Linked DNA regions of Homo sapiens: region 2 is linked to region 1. The links are chromatin loops, found by intact Hi-C in ENCODE. Cell type or tissue: Calu3. All regions are shown on one strand. Each heading gives the region's core, and the rest is flanking DNA. Links, peaks and the distances in the headings are about the cores only. Region 1 overlaps KCND2 (potassium voltage-gated channel subfamily D member 2). Region 2 has its middle 29 kb from the start of LINC02476.

Region 1 (12,091 bases), core at 1,921-9,920:
GCTCTTTAAATTGAATTCTGCAAGATTTCTCCTTTCTTAGCATTCATTTGCATCTGTTTCAAACACGAAACCTTTCTGTCCAAAAGTGCAAAAAATTTTAGCTTAAGCTGATTATCACATTAAAGTGTTGAACTTGAGCCCAAGAAGGGCTCCATAGAAACTGAATCCCTATCATTTAAGATGATATTGGCTCTTAAAAATGACAAGTTCTACATTTTACTGTCGCTTTTCCGTCTGATTATTTCATTGGAGGATTTTTTAAGGCAAAATATTTTACATCAAATTTGATTCATCATTCCACTTCAAGTAGCAAGTCTTAAATGTAGCCTTTTAAAACTACTGAATAGTTAAAATTTCTTCTGCTGATTAATATACAGCAAGCTTTTGTGTAATAAAAATGAACTGCAAAAATGATTTCTGGGACTTTGGAAAAATATTTTTCTGTGGAAACTAAGCAGTGTTTATATCAATGTTGAATTACTTATGAGTTAGTCATATTAATGCTAAATTTTAACTGAGAACGACCCAACAATTTTGGCCAACATGCTGTTTGCTTAAAATTATTATTTTATGAAAAACATTCACATTATGATTTCAGTAGAGAAATAGGAAAGTCATTCCAGTTCTACCACAGTGTATAGAAACTTGTTTTGAATACAACATGAAATCATCTATTTTACGTTAGCATTGTCCTTCATCTGAGAACTTTCTGCTCCAAAGGACGGTGGATTTCTCACAATATGTCCTTAGGAAATCAAAGTTACTATTCATTAAGGCCTTGCTTAATTTTCTCTTGGTTAAGAGAAAATCAATTCATGAACTCACATTCTGATGCAGAAGACTTATGTATCATGTTTCAAAGATCACATTTAACTAAAGCCAAACTCTAGTGTATGGCAGCTCACTGTATCATAGACTGGAATCTGCCCTGTGCTCAAAAGCATAAACTATTATATTGTAATAATTATCCAATAGAATTAGAATTTCAAACATGCTGTTTCATTTCCTCCTGAGTATAAATTGCTGTTCCCATCAGGCTATTTTCCTAATTTTTTAATTCAGAAAATATTGTTAAAACCAGATACCAAATGATCATAGAACTGCCTCTAGCATAAATCCTATCCTCTAGTTGGTGGCTAATATTCAGCCCTGAGTCTCTGCCTTTCCATTTTCTACCTGGATGATCTTCAGAAGCTTCGCTCATCTGCCTAAGCCTTTGTGTTCTCATCTGCAGAATGAGAAGAACTGACTACTCTGCAAGTGTAGTTGTTGACCACTTGGAATTGTCTGGTAGATGAAAAGTGAGATTGTGTGTGCACAATGCCTGGCAAATACAACACACTCGGCTAATTCTATCTATTATCAATGGTCGTAGTTAAATGGTTATCACCATGAAAGTCATTTGAAAAATTATTAGAAAATACAAGTTTTGCTTGTGGTAGTGGTATGATTATCATTTCATCAAAGAACACAGTTATGCAGTTAGAGCTAATCATATTCTCATAAAAGGTGCTTCAACTTCTGAGGGATGTATTAACATTTCCAATTTTTTTCAACCACTGCTTAAGTCTGCTTGTCAGTAATGCACATACATGCACGTACACATACACACACACATACACACACAGAAACACACACACACACACACACAGTACTTTGTGAACTTTGGCTACCTCACTTATCAATATTTTATATACTCAGATAATTTGTAGACCAAAGGGTCTTATAATGATGCTATGGACCATTCATCTCCTTTTATACTATTATTCCCTGTTGGATATAATAATTTCCTAGATATTCTAGTTTGCTTCTCATCAGGCTAGGTTGAGTATACACAGACAAGGAGAGTAGATATTTTAAGGAAACAGGCAACTGTTAAAAAGGAAAAAACACAGGAATTTAAGGCCCAAATTATCCCACCTATAAAGGACAAATTCATCAGCTCACCACTTGAAAAGCTCAGAGAGGGAACAGCTGACTCAATCTGTTTCACCATAGGATGTAGACCATTATTTTCAATGAAAGAATCATTCAAATGAAGATATTATAAGAAACTTTGTGGCTAATTAGTTGTTCACATACATCCTACAGATCCCATTTAGTTCTTCCTGGAATCCAGTTATGCACAGATATATAAAATTAATTCTGAGCTGAAAATAAGGTATTAATGTTCCCCTCCATTACTGCGGGTGAACAGTTAGGGTGAGGATGTGTTTGTGTGTAGAAGGAATAGGTTTCTGGAGCTTCTGATAACACCAAGAATGCTATAATTTAAGGGTGTGATGGTAGTCTCTCTCTTACTGTTGTATCCCAGTACCTATGATTGCAACGCCTCTCCTTTTGTGATTCATCAGGGCCATTTATATTCTTGCCCTTGCAGAGTTTTCTAGTTACTTTTATTTAAGCCTGAAATAAAACTTTACCTTATAAGAATCAGATCATAATTGGTTGGAGGCGTATCCTGTTGTTGATTTTCAAGCTATATGAAAACATAACCAAACATGCCATAAAAATTTGTATGACAATTTTGAAAGGTCTCTGAAAAAGTTGGAGATCCGTGAAAAAATTATTAATAATAAAGATATCAGGGGAAACATTAATAAAAATTTAAGAGGCCTGTATTGTAAATTTTCTCTGCCAGGTTGCAGAAAGTTAGCCAATTAGGACTATTGTACATTTCAAATCATATATTTCTTCAGGAGTTTGGAATTTGGTATTTAGGAACCACTATGTAAGAATTATTCTTTTTCAGTTGCTCATTACTTCTTAGAGGTCTCTACATCTGCCAGCCAAACTAGGATGACACTGGATGTTGACATTAAATTTAATTCAGATAATTTTTACTGAGCACTTATTAAGTGTTACCATTCCATGAGCTGGAATTCAGGAACAATAGAAAACAAAGTTCTGAACCTTCTAAGGAGCCTACACTGCAGATGGAGAGACCTGTAAATCAATTAACAATATAGATCTAATGTAGTAAAAAAGTTGTTGGCACAAATAGTGGGTATGTTATCAGTCATAAAAAGAAGAAAACTATAGGTGTTGACAGGTTAGGGAGAACTCCTTGGAAAAGGTGAATTTTGACTTTTTACATGAGGAGGGAAATAAATGGATATTTCAAGTGGGCCCAACAGCATGATTAAAGGCAGGGAAGTGAAACTGAAATATCAACTATATGAATTGTTTTATACCATCATTTTGTATATGATGTTAAAGATACTTATAACACTAGGTCTTATTTCTTCTATCTAATTACATATTTGAAGAGCTACTGTTCAATAAATCATAGGGAGACTGTACTTAAAAATAATCTCTTGTAAATTTCAAAATAGCAAGAAAAGATGAATTATAATGTTTGTAGCATAAAGAAAAGATAAATATTTAAGGTAAGAGACCTCCCAATTACCCTGATTTTATCTTTATGCATTATTTGAATGTATTAAACTATTACATGTACCCCCAAAATATGTACATCTGTTATGTATCAATTAAGAAATCTATCTGTATAGCTTTTTCTAAGTAACACACAAAATGTTTTGATAAGCATTTCTCATTGATTAGAGTAAGCAACATTGAGAAAAAATGAAAGACTAGCAGCCATCCTACAAAGTTCGGAGATAAAATCCTGGATTGTAAACTTCAAGAGCTGGATATTTAGAGATTCACATTGTTGGTTTATCAATATGCACTATAACATTTGTGAAACATTAGTGAATAACATTGCAAAATCTCCAACTGAAATGAAGATACTAGAGAGACAAATCTCCATCCAAGGTAACCCTGCTTTATGCAATGTTAATGCATCACAAATTCCTTAGAGTGATTTATATTTCATGTCTCTTAAAGAGGTAAATCTGTTATTAATATTGTAAGTCTAGGTCATTTGCAGGTACATATTTTTTTTCAGGTAATACTGTTTCTCTGTGCAAAAGTGTAATAAATACTCTCTCTTCACAACTTGTGTCTTAGTAGCAAGTCCTCATTCTGCCTCCCAAAAATGTAAAATGTCATAGTGAGTAAAGCACTATACCCACATATCTGATGAGATCTTAAAAGAACCTGCCAGAAAAATACTTTGAAATAGGGATAAAAGGGAAGCAAATTCCTGGCTAGTAATCTATCTATCTAAAGAGAGATCCTTAAATGTTGAAACAGTGTACACACAGTAAGACCTCTCTGCCTTCCCTGAGCTGACTTCTCCTGTGCTTCTTGAGAGAAGGCTCTTTATTGAGTTCTCTTCTCTGTAATTATGCATGCAGAATGGCTGGGTCACCTTAATCTGGTAGGAAGTCAGAGTTTCTGTGTGTTTGTACTGTGGGGTGATCAGGCCAACACTTAATACAAAGATTGTTCATTGTGAAGACTATTTATTCTCTTTGGCTCACCAGGGGAATTTATTCATTTTAGTGTTCTCTATGCCCCTCATTTCGGACGCATTGAGAGACGGAAGGGCAATAAATAGTGTTGGAGGGATTTTTTGGCATTATTTTTCACCTAATATCAATCTCTTTGAAGTAATACACAAGATGATGGCATAGAAACATTTGTATAAATAATCAGTACTCTCCAATAACTTACATGTGTCAAGAATTCAAGTTTACGTTTGATTCAAGAATTACTGAAGTACCAGTCATTTCTAATACTGTTTTTCTCAGTTTTAAACTCCTTTGTGTTTTAAACATTGAAAATTATAATTTTTAAATATAAGCAATATGGCATATTTAATGCATTTTGTTTAATTTGAATCATTTCTGTCCATCAGGGAAAATATCTCTCTGGATTTTGTTTATTTATAAGTATACTCATTTAACAACTCTGTGCTGTAGTATAGCCAGCAAATTTTCTGGCAGATCTGTTCATATTCAGGGATATTGAGCAGCTCAATTGGAAACTTAATCTGACTTAAATGTTCCCTGAAATAACTGTCATTATCTTCACATTTGATTTACACTGTGTACCTATTTAAATATGTCTTTAAATTACATCTTTGGAACCACATAAAGTCTGCTTTTACACTCAGATTTTAATCTCTACAGTTATATAAAATAAATCTTGAGCAAACAGTTGGATTTTGTAGAGAACTCACTATGCTGAATTTGCAAGAAGTTGACCTGACAGATTTTATTTTCAAGAAGTAGAAAGCTTTGTCAATCAATTGTTACTTTACATTAAGAATATTCAAAGCAAGAGCCAATTGCAGGAGCATGTCCCTGTAATCCCAGCTACTCTGGAGGCTGAGATGGGAGGATTGCTTGAGTTCAGGAGTTCAAGACTAGCCTCAGGAACACAGCCAGACCCTGTCTCAAAAACCATATTCAAAGGAGGAAAAAATATGAATATGTTTGTCTCCCCAGATTGACTATGATGGCCAATATTGTGAATTATTCACTGTTACAATCACCCCAAACCCAAATCCTCTATGAGTTTAGTTTATAAAAATTAATCTAGGTGTAGTAGGAGGCATAACAAGCCACTAGGGGTCAGCAGACACTGGGAATATGAGGCACTCTTGTCCCTGTGTGGGAATCAGAAGATAAAAGACCTGCAGATCCCTGGGTGGATGTAATAACAGAACAGAATTGTTCTTTACTATATACTTAAATTTGCATTCAGATTATAGTGAAAGCAGAGTACCATAGAGCTAAATGTGGGACCAATCAGGACTTCATAGATTTTCAATATTTCATTCTTAGATCCATTTCCTTTGAGTATGGGAGTGAAGAAAGGGGATTAGGAGAAATTGAGAAATCTCAGGTAACTGCAAAGAAGGAAAGGTGGAACCATCTGTGGAGGAATCAGCAGCTAACGGTATAATTCTATGGCTAAGTCCATAGATTTATGAGACTTTTCTCTAATCCAGAGCTTCTCAATGTATGGTCGTCAGACTACATAACAACAGCATCTCCTGGCAGTCTGTTAGAAATGTAAATTCTCGGCCAGGCGCGGTGGCTCACGCCTGTAATCCCAGCACTTTGGGAGGCCGAGGCGGGCGGATCACGAGGTCAGGAGATCGACACCATCCTGGCTAACACGGTGAAACCCCGTCTCTACTAAAAATACAAAAAATTAGCCAGTAGTGGTGGCGGGCGCCTGTAGTCCCAGCTACTCGGGAGGCTGAGGCAGGAGAATGGCATGAACCCGGGAGGCGGAGCTTGCAGTGAGCTGAGATCGCGCCACTGTACTCCAGCCTGGGCTACAGAGAGAGACTCCGTCTCAAAAAAAAAATAAATTAAAAAAAAAAAGTAAATTCTCAGCACCACGTAAACCAGAAACTCTGGGGCTGGATGCCAGCAACCTGTGGTTAGGAAGCCCTCCAGGTGATTCTGATGCAAGTTAATGTTTGAGAACCGCTGCTCTAACCTATACTTGAAATGGTGTGAAACTGGCCAGGAATAGCAGGAAGAACATCATCATATTTACACTAAAAGATATGATTGAGTAAGTTTTCTTAACTACTATGTGAGTTGCTGCCTTTTGAATCCTAAACTCCTATTTAATATTTGGTGTGTATTTGTGGCCAAGATTGGGCTTTGAATCATCTCCAGGTCAGCAGGAAAATAGGTTAACCCTAATGGGAGTAATGACAAAACACTTTTAATTCTCATGTGATGTACATTAAATATATAGGCCCTTGAGGATGTGAATTGCTTACCAAGGTCAAGAAGTCAAAGGAAGAGATGATCCCAGAACACCTCCAAGCTTTTGTCTAACTGATCTGCATAATAACTTTTTACTTGAGGGAGAGAAGGAACATTAGCAATGCCTAGTATGGAAGCCCAATTCACAACAGTTTCTGAGCCATATGATGTGGGTGTAAAAACCTGCTAGAAATCTCGTTTTCTCCTGTATATAATTCCAGTCCATAGCTTTAAAATCTCACTTCAGCCAATAAGTATTATGAGAATCATCTTCATTTCCTGAGTGATCTAATCTCTGTACTCACAGGATGACCTACAATCATCTCAACAGATGCAAGCTGTTTCTCCATTTAGAAATAGATGGAGATGATAATTTATCAACCTCATCAGCAGCTGTAGCAGCAGAAACAGTATATGAAATACACAGTATACAGAAGGTATTGCAAGATACCTTCTAGGTACAAAGCCACAAAGTCAAGGGACCTAACAAGTTAGTTGTAAAAACAAAGTGGTGCTTTAAAACAAGTACATTATTCACAATAACCAAGATTTTGGAAACAACTAAGTATACATCAGTGGATGAATGGATAAGAAAAATGTGATTATTTGTCTCTTTATCTATCTTAGATACAGCTACAGATATGGAATGTCATTTAGCCTTAATAAAAGAAAAAAATCCTGCTATTTGAAACAACATAGATGAACCTAGGAAACATTATGCTAGATGAAATAAGCCAGACACACAAAGACAAATACTGTGTGATCTCACTTAGATGTGGAATCTACAGAAGTCAAACTCATAGAAACAGGTTAGATTAGTGGTTGCCAAGATCTGAACGGGAGGAGGAAATAAAGGTATTTTGGTCAAAGAATACAGGCTTTTGGTTGTAGGAGGAACATGTTAATGATAATGTATTATATACTTGAAATCTGCTAAAAGAATAGATTTTAAGTGTCTTCACCAATGAAAAAAGTAACTATGTGAGGTGATGGATACGTTAATTAGCTTGATTGTGATAATTACATTGTATATGTATAGCAAAACATCGCATTGTGCATGTTGAATACACACAATTTTCTTTGACACTTATACCTCAATAAAGCTGGGAAAAAATTACAAATGTTTTAAAAACTATAGACAAAAGAGTGAAACATTCAAAGGAGTAGTGATGGGCTTTAGAAGATGCTACCCAAAAATATGGTGTCCTGGCATAGTGACTATTTCAAGCTGAATCAATTTAAGAAATTGCAGGTGTATGCAGGACTCCCTGACCTTCTCCTGGAGTGACCCTCGTGTGAGAGGTAACCTCCCTACACTCAGAGGGGAAGGGCACCCTTATCTCTGAAGATGCAAGGACACCAGGAGGAATCCCGATGAACAAGCCTTGCTACGTTTCTCTCAGGTTACTGCTCTTAGCTCACACTCCTTTGTTCTATCACATTTTTCCATGAGTTTTCATTTTTCATCAAACTTAGCACAAAAACACTCAGGTTTTTCTTAGGTCTTCTTTTCCTTAAGAAGGCCCCCATGTCACATAAAACTCATATCAAATACATTTGTATGCTTTTCTCTTGTTAATCTGCATTTTGTTACAGAACCCAGACAAGAAACTAGAAAGGTAGAAAGAAAATATATACTTCCTCCCCTACAGGGAGAAGTGGCAGGAAAACATAGTATTAATTTGTAAAATGTGTGAAATTTAGAAATCTGTTCTCACTATTAGTTACTCTTTCACATCCAGTAAATAAACACAATGGTTATTCTCTTAATCCAATAGAAAATAACTTTTGTAAATTCTTGTGGTACAATATGATTGAAATTTTAATATATTTGGGTCTCACTATTAATCACATATATGGGATTATAAGGAAAACTTCATACTAGGATTTGCATATTCTTATAAGATACTTTTGTTTCTCTTGGGGGAAGACATTTATTGCAATCTATTTTCTCAGATATATTCATTTGATTTCCCATTAGGTTTCCTGTATTCTTTGTCAAACTGGGATGCCTTGATGCCTGAGGGTAGAAGAGAAATGCATTGCAACAACAAGCACTAGCATTCTGTCTCCTGGTTTTTCTGATGACCTCCAGAAAGTGCTATAACTCCAGAGGCTACTAGAGGCAAAGGCTTTTGTCTCATTCATCTTCATTTCTTGAGTTCCTGAGCACAGCAAGTGGCTGGCACAAAATGAACATCCCATGAATATTAGATGGATGAATGACTAGATACACAGGTTACAGGCTGTGGCTATCATACATTGCTATACTTTTAAAAATAGGCACAGTTTGATAGCAGGAAAGTTAAGAATGCTATAAATCCGAACCTCTCATGGTTTACCTATTAAGGAATCATTTGACTTTTACAACAGTATTTTGTGACAATTTTTTTTAAGTATGAAAGCTAAGTTGGAATAAAACAAATGCAATAGTATATCTTTCTCTGCACTGAGAAAATGTGATGATTTCCATTTCATGAAAAACCCTGACTCAGAGGTACAATGTCACTACCAGGTGGAAATGCAATCTCAAATTTTCTCCACTCACTTTGAATGATTCAAAATTATATCTCCAATACCTAGGATACTGTCTGGCACAAGGAAGGTCACAATAACTATTTACCAATGACTGAACAAATATGAACAAACAAAGAAAACTTGTGAATTATATATCCATATGTTGAGCTGCTCACTATGAGGGGTTCTTAGGAAACTACTTTTAATAGAAAGAAATGGCTTATAATTGTATAGCACTTTATTTAAGTAGAGAATTTTTATATGCTTAAAATGGTGGGAATCATTTTTTTCTTAAATTGTTCAAATATTTTCAAGTAACTATTCTATTCCCTTTATTCCCCAGAGAATCTCTCTTGAAAATGGTATAAAAAGAAAGAGCTCTGCGCATTTATTTAAAATTCTAAATGAATAGAAAAAGAAAGCCATGAGGCTATATTGAACTTTAATGCCAATTGGTTGGTTCTCTACAATAAATAGTTGCAAATTCTCTTTATTCTTTACTTCTCTTTCATTGTGGACTTTCAACATAACACAATCTTCTCTTTGGAGAATGTCCACTGCTGATCCTAACACTCCAATTTGATCATTTAAAATGAGGTATTTCCATTTGAGAAGTGCTATTTCCGGCTTGCTTTTCCAACTCCATTCATGTGCTTATTTGGGAAAGTCCATATGAAAGTGACATATTACTTTGCCTCTTCCCTCAGAATTTGTTCTCTCTCAAACTGATAGGATCCACAAACATAAAGGCAAACTGTTCTTGCTCTAGAGGCAGGGAGCTATGAAGGCATGTTTTATCCTGAAATGACTCCCTGGAGACCTAGAAGAGCATGTGTGAATACAAACAGCCTGAGCCTTCTGTGGTTGACTACAAAGTGCTGGCTTGTAAAACCATTTCCTGTTTCTTCACATAAAATGGAATCAAATAACATCAAGCACTATTTAGAAAAATTTGCAGGTATATCAGCCTGCAATGATATTTGGCCAACTGAACATGATTAATTCTGCATCTTTCCTTTGACCACTTCTTGTGGGTCTCCTTATTTAAAGCAAAATATGAAATGGGGTGATGGGCAATTCCAACCATTTTATTCTGATCACTGGGCTAAGAGATAACAATCTCTGGTCAATTTCTGACTTACCGCTGAATGTTGTGCTACCTCATTTTTTTCCCCCATTGGTAAAATAGAAATAATAATTCTATTCACTGCATGCCTCACTAAGCTATCTTGAAAATACACTGTCCTTCTAGGGATATTCAAACCTTAAAAAAGAAGAGAAAATTAACTCCAGTTTTAAAACCAAAAAAAAGGCACTAGAGCAAGCAGAACCTGTAATTATTGGTTATGGCGTGGAGTGGGGGTGGCAGGGTGGTGAGATGATGAGTGCTGAACGAACCTAAAATCCCTCTATAGAGGCAGCTTCTAACTCCAGCTACATGTGAGATTGGCTCTGCACTTGGAGGAGATTGCTAAATTATCCATGCTTTGATCTATTCTTCCCAACTCTCCTTTATCTTTATGCTCTTATGACTATTTCTATTTCATTTTGTTAATACTATTAAAAAATCTGACAGTACAACAAATGATGTGGCACCTACAATAGCTGAGGTTAAGAAAAGAATTTTCTCTGAAATAAAGCATTACACAAAAAAGCATACTAAGATGATATTTTCATTACTTCATGGAGCACTTGTTCAGGCAACTCCCATTAATGCTAATGGGATCTAATCGGTGAGAGAATAAACACCTTATAACACATTACATTTAAAACTCAGCATGAACTGAAAAACAGCTATTTTACTCAGTTAGCAGGATGGATGCTTTTAGAGTAAAGGGAAAACCTGCTGTTGAGTTCACAATTTCTCTAGGTATAAAGGAAAGAAATTATTTTAAATGTTATTTGTATCTGTAACCCACTACTGTGCTCTAGCTATAATTTGCAGCAACATGTCAGTTAAGTAATAACAGATGAAACTACAGCAGTGTTAATCAACACACAAACACTGAGTGTGCAAAGACTGAAGTCTGGGCAGGAATGTGTTATTATGCTTAGAGAAAATGACTCTCTTCACCTTTCTGTTTTCTCTTGCTTTCACCTCACATTCAATTTTTCTACATCTTTCATCTATGTCCTCAATAGAAAATAGCTAATTTCTATAAATCCTTGTGACTGATCTGTAGAGCAGAAAGTAATGTTTTATTAAATCCAATAACACGATAGAGGTCCCCCTTAAAATGGCATGCTTGCTAATTTCCAACATCACTCAATTATAATACAGTTTGAATGTGTCTTCCTTTCAAAATTTCCACATCTAAATCCGATGTGCAACTTCTGCTTTCTCTTCAAAAGGGTCAGCCCTTGTTTCTCTGGCTTCTGACATCTTAATGGATGTGGGGTCAGTTTCACTCAGATACCAATCTTGTTAAGATTCAATTCCTACATCAGAGTACTTTTATTTGAATCCAAAGTCCAATAAAAAGATTACATCTAAATGCTAGAGCCAAACAGAAACAGGCATTGAAACAAAAATGGTGCCACAGAGTCAATGAGCTATGCACCTCTCTTTGGTCAGTCCCAAAGTGTATCCCTCACTTTTGTATGATGCTCAGCATCTGCCTTGTCAGCCTCTCTGGTCCATCCCTTTTTACAGTCTTCATCAGCCATGGATACGCCACCAATAACAATTCCATTTTCCTCCCTGCAACTCACTAAAATGCTATGTGTGTATCACTTCCCTTCATCAGGCTGTGGTAAGGTGATTGAATCTGATAACATACTTCCTGAGGGAAAGCTACAAGAGCCCCTGTTCTTTCATTTCTGTTGAATTCATTCATTTGACAAATATGAAATGTGCACATTGTACTGCTGGGTACTGTCGTGGAATCCTCTTTTTGCACTGAGAGCTTTTGGGAGGCAAGACCTTCCTTGTT
Region 2 (12,091 bases), core at 2,538-10,537, 620 kb after region 1:
AGGGTGACTAAAGAGACCCAGCAAGAAATAATTCTAAGAATCCATCTTTATTTCCTAGTCGAGACTTATTCTTCCATTCTATTCAGAATTCCAGGGTTTATTATCTGGCAACCTCATATTTGCTATTACATATATCTTTGATGGGATCTCTAGGTGACCATTAAAGGGAATCAACAGCAAATATTTACTCCTAGACACAACACAGATTTTAGCTCTTTTCAAATTTTATAGCTCATAACAGCTTGGTGTGTGTGGCTTTTTATACCATTACTTTCAAAAGGAATGGCATCTAGACCCAAGGTAGATAAAACAAGTGCTGAAAGGCAGACAAAAAAACAAATTAAGGCTGATCACCAGATTTAGAAATTTACTTTGAAATAAATGGCAGAAACTACTTATGAAAACATTATATCTATATATCTATATCTCTCTATTCTAACTTCTCTGAGAGAAGTAATTAAAAAATCTTAATTAAGAATGAAAAGTCATATATATATGCACATATATACCTATATAAATGATAGATAGGAGCAGTATCTGCAAATTAAAATATTAAATAATAATTTTTTACTTCCATTGTTTTACATATCTAATTAATACTTCCAAATACTCCTTACCTATTATTTTTCTAAAGTTTAAGGGAGGAGTTGTTCAAGTACTGTAGCAGATTCATTTTATCTGCCACTCCAGACCTGTTTCATCACATCAGACCAAGGGGCCTAAACTCCTTGTCTATTTTATTGGCCAGAGCTGCTGTCACACAGACTTACATCACTTCTGGGGTCCTAGATCCCTATTGCACTGACTTTATATCCTTCTATTGCTGATTGTCTCAGCTGTACCTGGAGGCAAGGGATAGGCTGTGGTTTAATCTCAGTCACACATTCTGCAACTCCAGCAACCCAGTTCTGATCCAACTGGGTCCACTAAGTTTGCAGCTTCCTCAGCAATTACATGACACCACTGAATACTACAACATCAGCACAGAAGGAATAATATTTTGAGGAGCAGACTTGGCCATAAGGTTACAGGATATTGGAAAGAGCTATCCTATAAAGCATTCACCTTTTTTCTCTTTGATGGACCACTAGCAAGAAAGTGTTTACTTATAGCCTCTGCAGAGATATCTCATGTGTCTGAGCAACCAGAGAAAATCTTTGGCAAATTGTGCAAGATACTTTCATGAATTTGTTTTTGCTCCATTTCTTCCTCACTTGCTTATTTATTTTACACAAGATTTCCCTAAATTGAAGTCTCATGCATTAACAGTATGCTCATGTAAGCTTTAGCTCCAGGCTTTATTTCCAACTTTACCAGAAAGGGGGAAAAATCTACCAGCTAGTGGAAAAAAGCACAGAAAAAAGCCTATTAGCTAGTTAAAAGAGAAAAAAAATGCAAACAAGGATATCTGCTCCTGACGAAGTGAAGTATTACGGATGGAATTTACAATCCTGACTGAAACAACAAAAAATACGGGCGTAAACACATGAAATCAAGGTTTTCAGACATTGTCCATTAGGCAATGCAAAATAATGATTTTTGAAAAGAGGGAAACAACAATTTACAGCAATTTGTAATTTGTGTCAAATATTTAATAAATAAGAAGACACACATGTATTTTAAAAATAAAAGAGGAGTAAGCATCATTAAACTTATTCTGAAGATACCATATACCTAATACTAACTCACAAAGATATTACAAATGAAGAGGAAAATTATGGACTAGTATCTATCATGAATATAGAAAAATTCTATCAAAATATTTAAAACATTAATTTTACAGTATATAAAAATAATTGTAGACCATGACAGAAATTTCTTCCAAGAACATAAAAAGAGTTTTAAATTAAAAAGTAAACCTATCTAACTACCAGATACACAGAATAAAGATGAAAAGCTATATAATCATTTAATAAATGAAGCAAAATCACTTGAAAAAATTCAACATCAGTTTAGGTTAAAATATTCAGAAAATTAAGTATAGAAGAAAATATACTATAACTATTGAAGACAATTAAAAATGTTATTTGGAATTTATACAAATAAAATTATACTTAATGATAAAATAATAAATATTTCCCTCTAATCTCAAGAACAGGAGAAAGACATCTGTTTTTTGCCATTTCTATTCAACATTTTACTGAAGGTCCTAGCCTTTACAGCAGTGGACAATTGCAGATGACATAATTGCTTTCATAGAAAACCTTAAGTGACCTAAAGAAGAACTACTCTAAATGAATAATAAGTAAATATAACAAAGTTTTAGATTAGGTAAATTCTTATATAGTAGCATGAACAATTTGAAAATAAAAAAGTAATTCATCGTAGCTCCAGAAAATAAGTTTAGGAATAAATTGGAGTAAAACTACTATGCTGAATGATACAAAGCCCTGTGGAGAGAAATTAAGTGTTATTGGGAATATTTTCATATTTATGGATTGGAAGATTTAAGATGCCATTTCTCCCAAATTGATCTATAAAAAGTCTCAGGCATTATAACACTAGGTTTGTTTTAAGAAATTGATATTCCCCCATTAAAATATGGAAATGCAGAGGACTTAGAAAGTTCAAATCCAGCTTTATAAAGAAGAACAAATTTGAAGGACTTGCACTACTAGACATCAAGAATTATTATACATTTAGCATAATGAGTGTGTTACTTACATGAGATCGACAAATAGATCAATGGAAGAAAAAGACCAGAAATAGACCTACACTTATACAATCATTTGATTTTCAATAAATAAATCAAAACAATTCAAATGGAAAAGGAAAGGTCTTTTACAAATTGTTTTGAATTACTGTGGTCCATATGTTTAAAAATAAATACATATTTAATTATAAAATTATACATTTACATACAGTTGTAAGTAAAAAAAAGTAGAGAGATCCTATGAACACTTTAACCAGTTTTTGCATTGGTAACATCTTTTACAACTATAGTACACGGTCACAATTAGTATATTGGCATTGATATGGTCAAAATACGGAACATTCACATCCGCACAAGGTTTCCTTATGCTGCCCTTACGGCCACACTTCCAACCCCTCCAACCCCCACTCTATCTCCAGTCCAGCCACCATTCTAGTAGGTTATTATGGCATTGCTGTTTTAATTTGCAATCCTAGAAGAAAAATGATATCTTCTTTGATGATGTATCTGTTTAGACATTTTGCCCATTTTTAAATTGGATTGTTTGTTTCTCATTGTTGAGTTTGGAGGTCTTTGTATGTTTTTGATGCCAGGCCTTTATCACCTATGTGTTTTGCAAAGATTTTCTTGCAGTCTGTGGCTTGTCTTTTCAATCTCTTACTACTGTCTTTTGCAGAACAAAAATTTTTTAAATTTTAATGAAGCCTAACATCAATTTTTCCTTTCATGGATAGTGTTTCTGGTGTTATATCTAAAAAGTTATCACCAAACACATTGTCGCCGAGATTTGCTCCTATGTCACCTTGCAGAGGTTTTTGTGGTTTTCATTTTTATATTTAGGTCTATTGTGTATTTGAGCTCATTTTTATGAGACATATAAGATATATATATATATTCATTTTGCTGTACATAGATAAGCATTTTTACAGTTTAGAATCTTGTTTAGAATCAGTTTGTCAATATCTATAGTGTAACTTGCTGGAATTTGGACTGAAATGGCATTGAATCCATTAATTATGCCTGAAAGAATCAACACCATAATCATAATTAGTGTTCCAATCTATGGATCCAGCATATTTCTCCAGTTGCTTTGGTCTAGTCTCTTTTTACTCTGCTGCCTGGCTGCTGTGGTATCTCTCAATGAGGGAAGGCCATAGGGGAAGGGGTGGCTGGGGAGGAGGGGAGGTTCAGATCTAGCAGGAAAAGAGAGTACTTCCTATGGTTGCTTGTTGGTAATAGGTTCTGATTTTCCTTGATGGTGATACAATACTGCTTGTTGTCAGATGACTTTCGTTGGGTAAGAGGAAAGAATAAGGCAATCTGTACTGCCTGCTCTTCCTAGGCTGGGAACTGGGAAATGCCAGACCTAGTCTTCCCCTTCTATTAGTGGAGACACATACAACATCCTAGCACTGTGTTCTTTCTTCAGTCTTGGTATTCCAAACCACTTTGCCTTTCCCTTACCACCTTGCAGAGTTCTTTTGGTTACTTCTTGCATTATTCACAGGTTTTATATCGTACTTAAAGGGGAGGAACAGGGAGAAATGAATCTATGACGTCTTAGCTGGACCTGAATTCAGCATCTTAACTTTTGGCGAAAAGCCTGATAGTTTCTTATAATCTTAGCATACCTCTTCTTGACAATTTCAGTTTCTGATATTTGCTCAGGGGAATAAAAATTTTAAAAAACGTGAAAAAACAAAGCTGATTTATTCATAATTGCTTCATTCCAAACCGGAAACAGCAGAAAGTCATTCAGTGTGGAAATAGATTTTTAAAAATCTGCTGCATATTCATACAATGGAATACTATTACGCAATAAAAAAGAATAAAATATTTAGGCAGCAACAAATATTAATTTCAAAAATATTATGTTGAATGAAAAACCATTATATAGAATAACACATAATGTTTACCATAATGTTTATTTCTATTTTTCTCAGTTTCTGGAAAAAGCAAAATTGATTTATGGTAGAGAAAATTCAAAAGAATCATCATTGTTCTTGGGGTGGTGAGAATGTGTATTGACTTTGAAAGAGCAAGAGGGAAATTTCTCAGGCGATGGTAACATTTTACATTTTGTTAAATGTTTGGATTTCACAGGTGAATGCATTGGCCAGAATATCTGAGACATCTACAATTAAGATCTGTGCATTCAGTTGTGTATAAAATTTACCTAAGCAGTTTACAAATATTAAACATTAGTTGATAATATGCATGCTTAAATATTTGGAAGAAAGTATATGGGTATCAACAACTTAATTTGAAATACACAATAAGGTATATTGACTGATCATTACAGAAATGGAAAGGTGGAAAGATGTATAATATGTATAAAAATTTAATTGTCAAATCTAAAAAGTGAGTGTTTAATTATCAGCACAAAATTCTCAAAATGTCTTCAAACTTCTTCATGCTTGTTAAATTTTAATAATAAAATACTGAAAGAATGGCAGAATGCTTGCTTCCCTTTGATATGTACTAAAAATGTCTAATGTCTTTATTTGGGATATTCAGCTCTTTGTTCTAAGGATCTAATTTACCCTGTGCATCTCTTTCATGATGGATAACTACTAGTTTTTTTAGGGCGGAGAAAATCATGTATGTTAAGTATGACATCTGCTTAATGAGTAACATCTGCACCAATAAGTATGACGCACTGTACATGATATGCTCTATCTTGTAGTATTAAACTTTTTTTCTGATTACATCTTCCCAGATGTTTGTAGTTTAACTGTATCTTACTCAGAGGGGTACACTTTTAACTAGCATTTTCTGAATACAAACCTCAAGGTATTCATATTATACAACCAATTTTAGCACAAGGGATGACTGCTGGGATAAATTAGGGACAATAGAGAGGTTATTACATCATATCATGGAACAAAACCCTAGCAAGCATGCAAACTCTGTACTTGGGTTAACATTGCAGCAGATTACACAGCTGTACTCAAAATTGAAACTTTTAACATGTATTTATATCGATAATTATAACTAATGCAAACAGAGAGGTAAAGTAATTGAAACAAACAAACAAAAGAAACACAGTACTACCTCTGGCAAGACATCACAAAATAGTTTACAGTTTATTCAATGAAATTTATTCAAGTTGTTATAACTCAGTGGCAATACTATTTTAGAAAATACATTTTTATATCTTCTCTTTTCTTTGGTTAAAAATAGCTTTCACTGACAAATAGAAATTTTGGGGTTTGTTTTCTTCCTAAGTCAAGTTCTGCATTATGAAATATTCTATTAAATATTGATGGGTATTAAGAAACAGGTACTACTTTTACAATATTTAAAATATTGGGATTATATTTCCATGAGTTTTGGTAACTTTTCAACAGCTAGGAGTCTTGGCACCAGAAAAATAATTAGCATCACCCAGATGTAGCTCTATCAACTATTAGACTATTCTGTAGCAATATTTTTTTCTAAAAATTTTGAGCAGATAATTGGAAATTAAAATCAGGCATTAAGAGAATAACAGTTTTTATTTCAAAGCTATTTGCTACCCTTCTGCCTTCTACCCTCTGCATTTTACATACTTATAAATCTGAAATGAAAGCATTTTCTTTGGTTAAAACCATATTCTCTTTTAAAAGCAACATTTTGGAGTTTTATGAGAGTAATTAAAATTGAGAAGCTCGATGATATCCAAACCTGAACTGTTTTGAAAAATATAAATGATGTACTTAATATGTGTAATTGCTAATTTATATTTCTTGTTCTAAAACTGGTTATTAAACAATCATGCAGAAACAAAATATAATTGACGTCTTTTAGGATGAGTTATTTTTTCAAACAATTTAAAAGTATGGTTATAGTTATAGACCAACATGTAAGCAATTATGAGATTTATGAATCTACTGACAATTCTCTAGCTTCAACTCATTTATATGTTGATGAAGCTTACTAATGTTTTGGAACAATCAAACTGATAGTTATATTACTTAAAGGAAACAACTTATTACTAAACAGATTTTATACTATCATTAATTCTTAATCACTTGAAATGACAACTGAATATTTTTAGTCCCTAAAAATATAACCAAAGCTATTATGTTATTTTAGATAGGATACAGAAGTAATCTAAGGATTCATTTCCGAAATACTGCCATCTTGTGGTATTCTTCACAGAACATCTAACAGTCATTTATGATACGGACTTTGGGTAAAAACAAGAAGGGTACTCTAATGACATAAATAGACCCAAATGAATACCGTGGAAACCTAGAGAGTGAAAATAATCTTTATCTTAAGAACTATGAAAGATCCCCTTAGTATTCATCTGGATGAGGAGTTCCAATACAATATTTTATAAGCAAAAAGAGATAATTTATCTTATTTGTCTATACATTTCTTAATAGAAAATAATTCAAGGAGAAAGTGAATCAATACTAATTTTCTCTCTGGAGAGAAAATACTGTTTTGTCTCAATCCAATTCATTTCAATACAACTACTCACTGAGCATTTTTAATAGAAGGTTTACACATTATTTGGCAACAAACACAGGGCTGTGACTACTCTTTGATTTCCTTTTGGGTCTTTATGACCCAGGTCTCATTTGTGTTATGACTTGTATTATAAAGTTCCAGGGGTTGTGCCTTATTTTTACACCGTTGAGTTGTTTGGCGCTCAGGGTCATCTGAATTATCCTCACTCTCTTCAGCGACAGAATACAGACCTGCAACAGATATGGAAATACACCTCTTAGCTTATAATCTATTTTTTTCACTGAAATGTAATTATTTAATTGTTTACTTATTCACTAGTTTGACCCCTAATTTAGTGCAACTCTTTCCAAAAGCAAAATTTACCACCAATAAAGATGGATAAAGGATATTTGACATGATTTGAAGATCACTTCAAAAATTCTTTAGAAGTTATTGGCAAAACTGCAATCTTCATTTGGATCTATAATCTCTGTTATATTAACTCATTAAGTCAAATGATCAATCATGCTATTTTATGGTTTTATTTTTAGGGGTTCATTAGTTACACAAACATTAAATAAAGATAATGAAGCTATTATAAAACTTAGGGAAAGAGTAGTTTCATGGTCCTTTGCACTGAAAGGTTGCCTAGATCTCTAGTAATGCACCAAAAGCATTTGATAAATTGTGAACATGAGAACAATGTCTGTAAACACTTTCAAGATCAGCTTAGGCGTCCTCTGGTAACTGAAGCAGAAGGAAGCATTTTCAAAGTGATGCCAGAGCAAAATGCCCTTAAGCTTTGAGTATTGAAGCAGTTTTCACACAATAAAAGAAAAACTCCTTATGAGGCAACTTTGCCCTTGCTCTCAAGACACTCTTATTTTCTGCAGCAGAAATTAATGTGAATACTATCAATGAACCCAACCTTGTAATAAGCTTTGCTTATATCTTTGGCAAATGTTTTGTGTTTCTCTGCATCCTGGTCCAAAAATTTCAAGTGCTTTTACTTTCCATGATGAGATATTAACTATAGAGAAACTTCAGTATTTTCCTTCAGGACTGAATCCCTCACCCCGTGGCATAATCAAGAATATTGCTGCCCTTCCTCTTTAAGTCTTTAAATACTCAATTTCAAATTCAAAGTAATCAATTTTAATAGGAGGAAAAAGCATAATGGTTTTGAATAAGTACCAGTGCTGATATGGCAAGACTAAAATAATCTATTTTATTTCATGTATGAGTGATATCTCCATAAATGCCCATTATTGTTAATAATTTAGTTCAAGATACCATTTGAATGTAATCTACAACATGAAAGAAAAATAATTTTTATACATTAAAAACTCCAGGATGATTAGAAATGCCAAAATGAAAAGAATCTTGGCAAATATGCCACCTAAAAGCATAATTATTTTTCAAATAGATAGTAAAACCGATATGCATATGACATTAAATATATAACTCATGCACATGGTATTAAATACATAGGTGAAAAGACACCTTATTATATTATAGTGCTCTTCAATACAAGTTCTCATTGCACCTAAAAACTTTCTATACTAATTATATTACCATAAAAAATTACAGATTGACTTAAATGCCCAATACTTCCAGTAAGCATGACGATTTTAAAGTAATTTAAATCTCTCAGTGCAATTCTTTTTGAAATATATGTATATATTAACTATTCGATATTTGAACACATGTCGCCATAAGTTCTTAAAAATATGTATTTATATGCATAAACAAGCATGTTTTATAGAAGAGAAGTGCTTCTGAATGTAAAACCAAGAAGACACTTAAAACCATATGTATTTGACTAAAGCTTAAGAAGGACTGAAATATGCTCTTAAATTATTAGACTGTATTTATTATTTTTTTAGACATAATGAAAATTTTTTGCTGAATTCTATCCTTGTCACTTGTTTGTGACAAGTTGTGTTTATTCCTGATTTATTTAAATATTGAGCCTGTCTTTCTTTGCCAAGGGATTTCTAGATTTTAGCTTATATATTTTTCATCCTTTTCTTTATCCCAATCTTTGCCTGAAACAGCATTTTTCAAATTTTGCATTTTTCCTTAAGTACAAACCTTTTTTATACTGCTTATTTTTAGCATTTTTTGTATTTTAATATCATTCAAATGGCAAACACTATGTTGCTTCAAATGAAAAAAAATTATCATGTAAACAATTTGCTATATATTATTAATATTTTATATATTTAACATTGTTAATGACAAGCTATTGGTTTGATAATGCTTTCCTATAAGCAAGGAAGGAGCTTTTGCATGTTCTAATTATAAGAAAAATGCTATTAATTCCATTGATAACTATTAATATGATTCAAATGTTAACATAAATGTTATGTGTTGTATAGCATCGATTATGTTGAACAGACATAAATTCACTTAGTCATTAATCTAAAACAACTATCAGTGAATATTAATCATTATATAGTGGATAAGAGTAGCTAATATAATTAGGCATATGATAGAATTAAGTTATTTTCTAATACCCTTTACTGCCTTGTATAACTTAGTAATAAATCTAACAAACAAGCAAACTAAGTTGAATTTTTCAAGATTTAATCAAACTGGACATAATCATTATTGTTACATTTCTGTTATTCTAGCTAATTTAAATTTCCTTTTGTCCCCCTCATTTTTTTTAATTAGTCTAGACAACGGCCTAGATATATTAACATTACAATAATTCTGCAAATTAATCTATATGGCATGTTTTTACCTTTATCTTCCCAATAGGAATGAAAGAATAATATGTGTGTGTGTGTGTGTGTGTGTGTGTGTGTGTGTGTGTGTGTGTGTGTTGAGTTTCTGTTTATAAGGTATCTGGATGATACCTTATAAACATTATTCTTTTAATGAGGTTCTATAAAAATCAAAATACAGGAACCAATATATGACATAATTTGCATTGGAGAAAATGAAATCAATAATGTGGGAGTTAAAACTGAGAAAATGCCCTAGAATGACAAGTCAAAGTATAACAAAAGAAAAGATGATAAGAAATCTAAAACATGTGTGTAGTAAATATCATAAGTAATTAGAACTTTACAGAATAAATATCTTTAATTTTTGCCCCTTCAAACGAGTTTTCCTGAGTATACATTTCCTGTCTCTTGATGACATCTTGGGCTTATTCTTAAGTTGTCTATTCACGTACACTAATAAGAATGATATCCCTCTAATAATCAAAATTCACTTTGTAATTTAAAACGTTCACTGCAGTCTGAACCATCAGTTCGATCACATACATATCCAACTCAATGCTTAGTGCCTTACTTTATCTGAGAGACTTGATTTGTTGTCAGATATATCAGCACTAGGAAAGAGAATCAATTTCTCCTTTCGTTCTTTACTTTTCTCTTCTCTTCTCTCAGCTTACATATTATTTTGCTCTTTTTCATTTGCCAAGGAAAAAGAAAGGTAAAAGGAGATATAAAAACTACATATGTTTTGCTTTTTGATATGCATTCCAATTTTAACTTTCTTGTGGAACATAGGTGTGGTTTCTTCCAGAGGCTCTGTAGGAGCTCCCCCATTGAAGACTGCCCTGATATGAACAATCTTCCTGGTTGAGACTGCTTACTAAGCACTACCTCTAGATCTCACTCTCCACAGTATCTATCACAATCTCTAGCTGTGGGGGGACCCTTTCCCTGGTGATGAGCCTTTCAACATGGAGCCCTGATAAGAGAGCCCAAGTACAGCTACTTTCTTTGACATACACACAGTCCTTTGTCCAGTATGTATTCTTGCCATTCCAAAAGGAGGAAAAGTGGCTCCATCTTTGGCCCCCTTCACCCGCAGTATTACACAGTCTTCCAGGAGTACATGATAGGCTCTCTCAAGAATGTACTCACCACACTTTTTCCCATGGCAACTCTGCAGTGGCCTTATGAGCCACAGACAGATGCCTGAAATTTTGTGGGCATCCTCAAAATCCATTACAATTTTTGTGCACTCAGCATGAGTTGGCTTGGGAAGGAAACACTTATTTCTTTATTCAAGGCAAGGATATGGGAAAGAAAAGAAGAAAGAAAAAATAAAGGAAGAAAGAAAGAAAGCTCCCAAACTTAGTAAATATTCCTATTTAATATGTGAAATTGAATCTAATTAATGAGAAAAAAATGTTTTGAGGGTTTAATAATGCCTAGTACTAATTGTCTAGGGTAGTATTTTAAACTTTATGTTGGTACCTCACATCTAAATGGTATTTGCCATTTTATAAAGTACAATCACATTCATGGACTCCTGTAGGTGTCACAAAAAATAATAATAAACTGGTAGAGAAGACATTTTTTATTCCAGTTTTACAAGCTAGGAAAATGAGTATCACAAAAAAGTGATTTAAAACTGCTGAAAAGCTATTAAGTCAGAAGTCAGGTCTTCTTTAATTTTGTTTTTTGTTTGTTTTTATCCCTTCTGACTTTTATATTTATTTATTTATTTATTTTGAGACAGAGGTTTTGTCTTGTTGCCCAGGCTGGAGTGCAATGGCGCGATCTGAGCTCACTGCAAACTCCGCCTCCCAGGTTCAAGCAATTCTCCTGCCTCAGCCTCCTGAGTAGCTGAGATTACAGACATGTGCCACCATGCCTGGCTAATTTTGTATTTTTAGGAGAGATGAGGTTTCTCCATGTTGGTCAGGCTGGTCTCAGACTCCAGATCTCAGGTGATCAGCCTGCCTCAGCCTCTCACAGTGCTGGGATTACAGGAGTGAGCCATCATGCCTGGCCCCTTCCAACTTTTATTTTAAGTTTAGGGGCTACATGTGCAGTTTTGTTACATGAGTAAATTGTGTGTCACTGGGGTTTAGTGCAGAGACTATTTCATCACCCATGTAAGAAGCATAGTACCTGATAGGTAGTTTTTCAATCCTCATGCTCCTCTCACCCTCCACCCCCAAATAGACCCCCTTATCTATTGTTCTCAACTTTGAATCCAAATGTATTGGATGTTTCACTCCCACTT

The links. A loop is a pair of places that touch in the nucleus more often than their neighbours do. Peaks named below come from ENCODE experiments on the same cell type or tissue, not always from the same donor. Only the 100,000 strongest peaks of a DNase experiment are listed, where the experiment ranks them.
Region 2: it touches region 1 in a loop (8-fold over the local background); 22 of 110 quality-filtered maps call a loop at or near these places.

Annotation. Positions count from the first base shown.
Region 1 is chr7:120,548,554-120,560,644 of GRCh38, reverse strand. All of the region lies in intron 1 of KCND2 (potassium voltage-gated channel subfamily D member 2), which reads right to left. Among named protein-coding and RNA genes, the nearest start is that of KCND2, 280 kb to the right of the region's middle. In Calu3, for the core only: no CTCF peak of the experiment used is centred there; a DNase peak (open chromatin) is centred at 5,484.
Region 2 is chr7:119,930,305-119,942,395 of GRCh38, reverse strand. No RefSeq gene overlaps it. Among named protein-coding and RNA genes, the nearest start is that of LINC02476, 29 kb to the right of the region's middle. In Calu3, for the core only: a CTCF peak has its summit at 6,829; no DNase peak of the experiment used is centred there.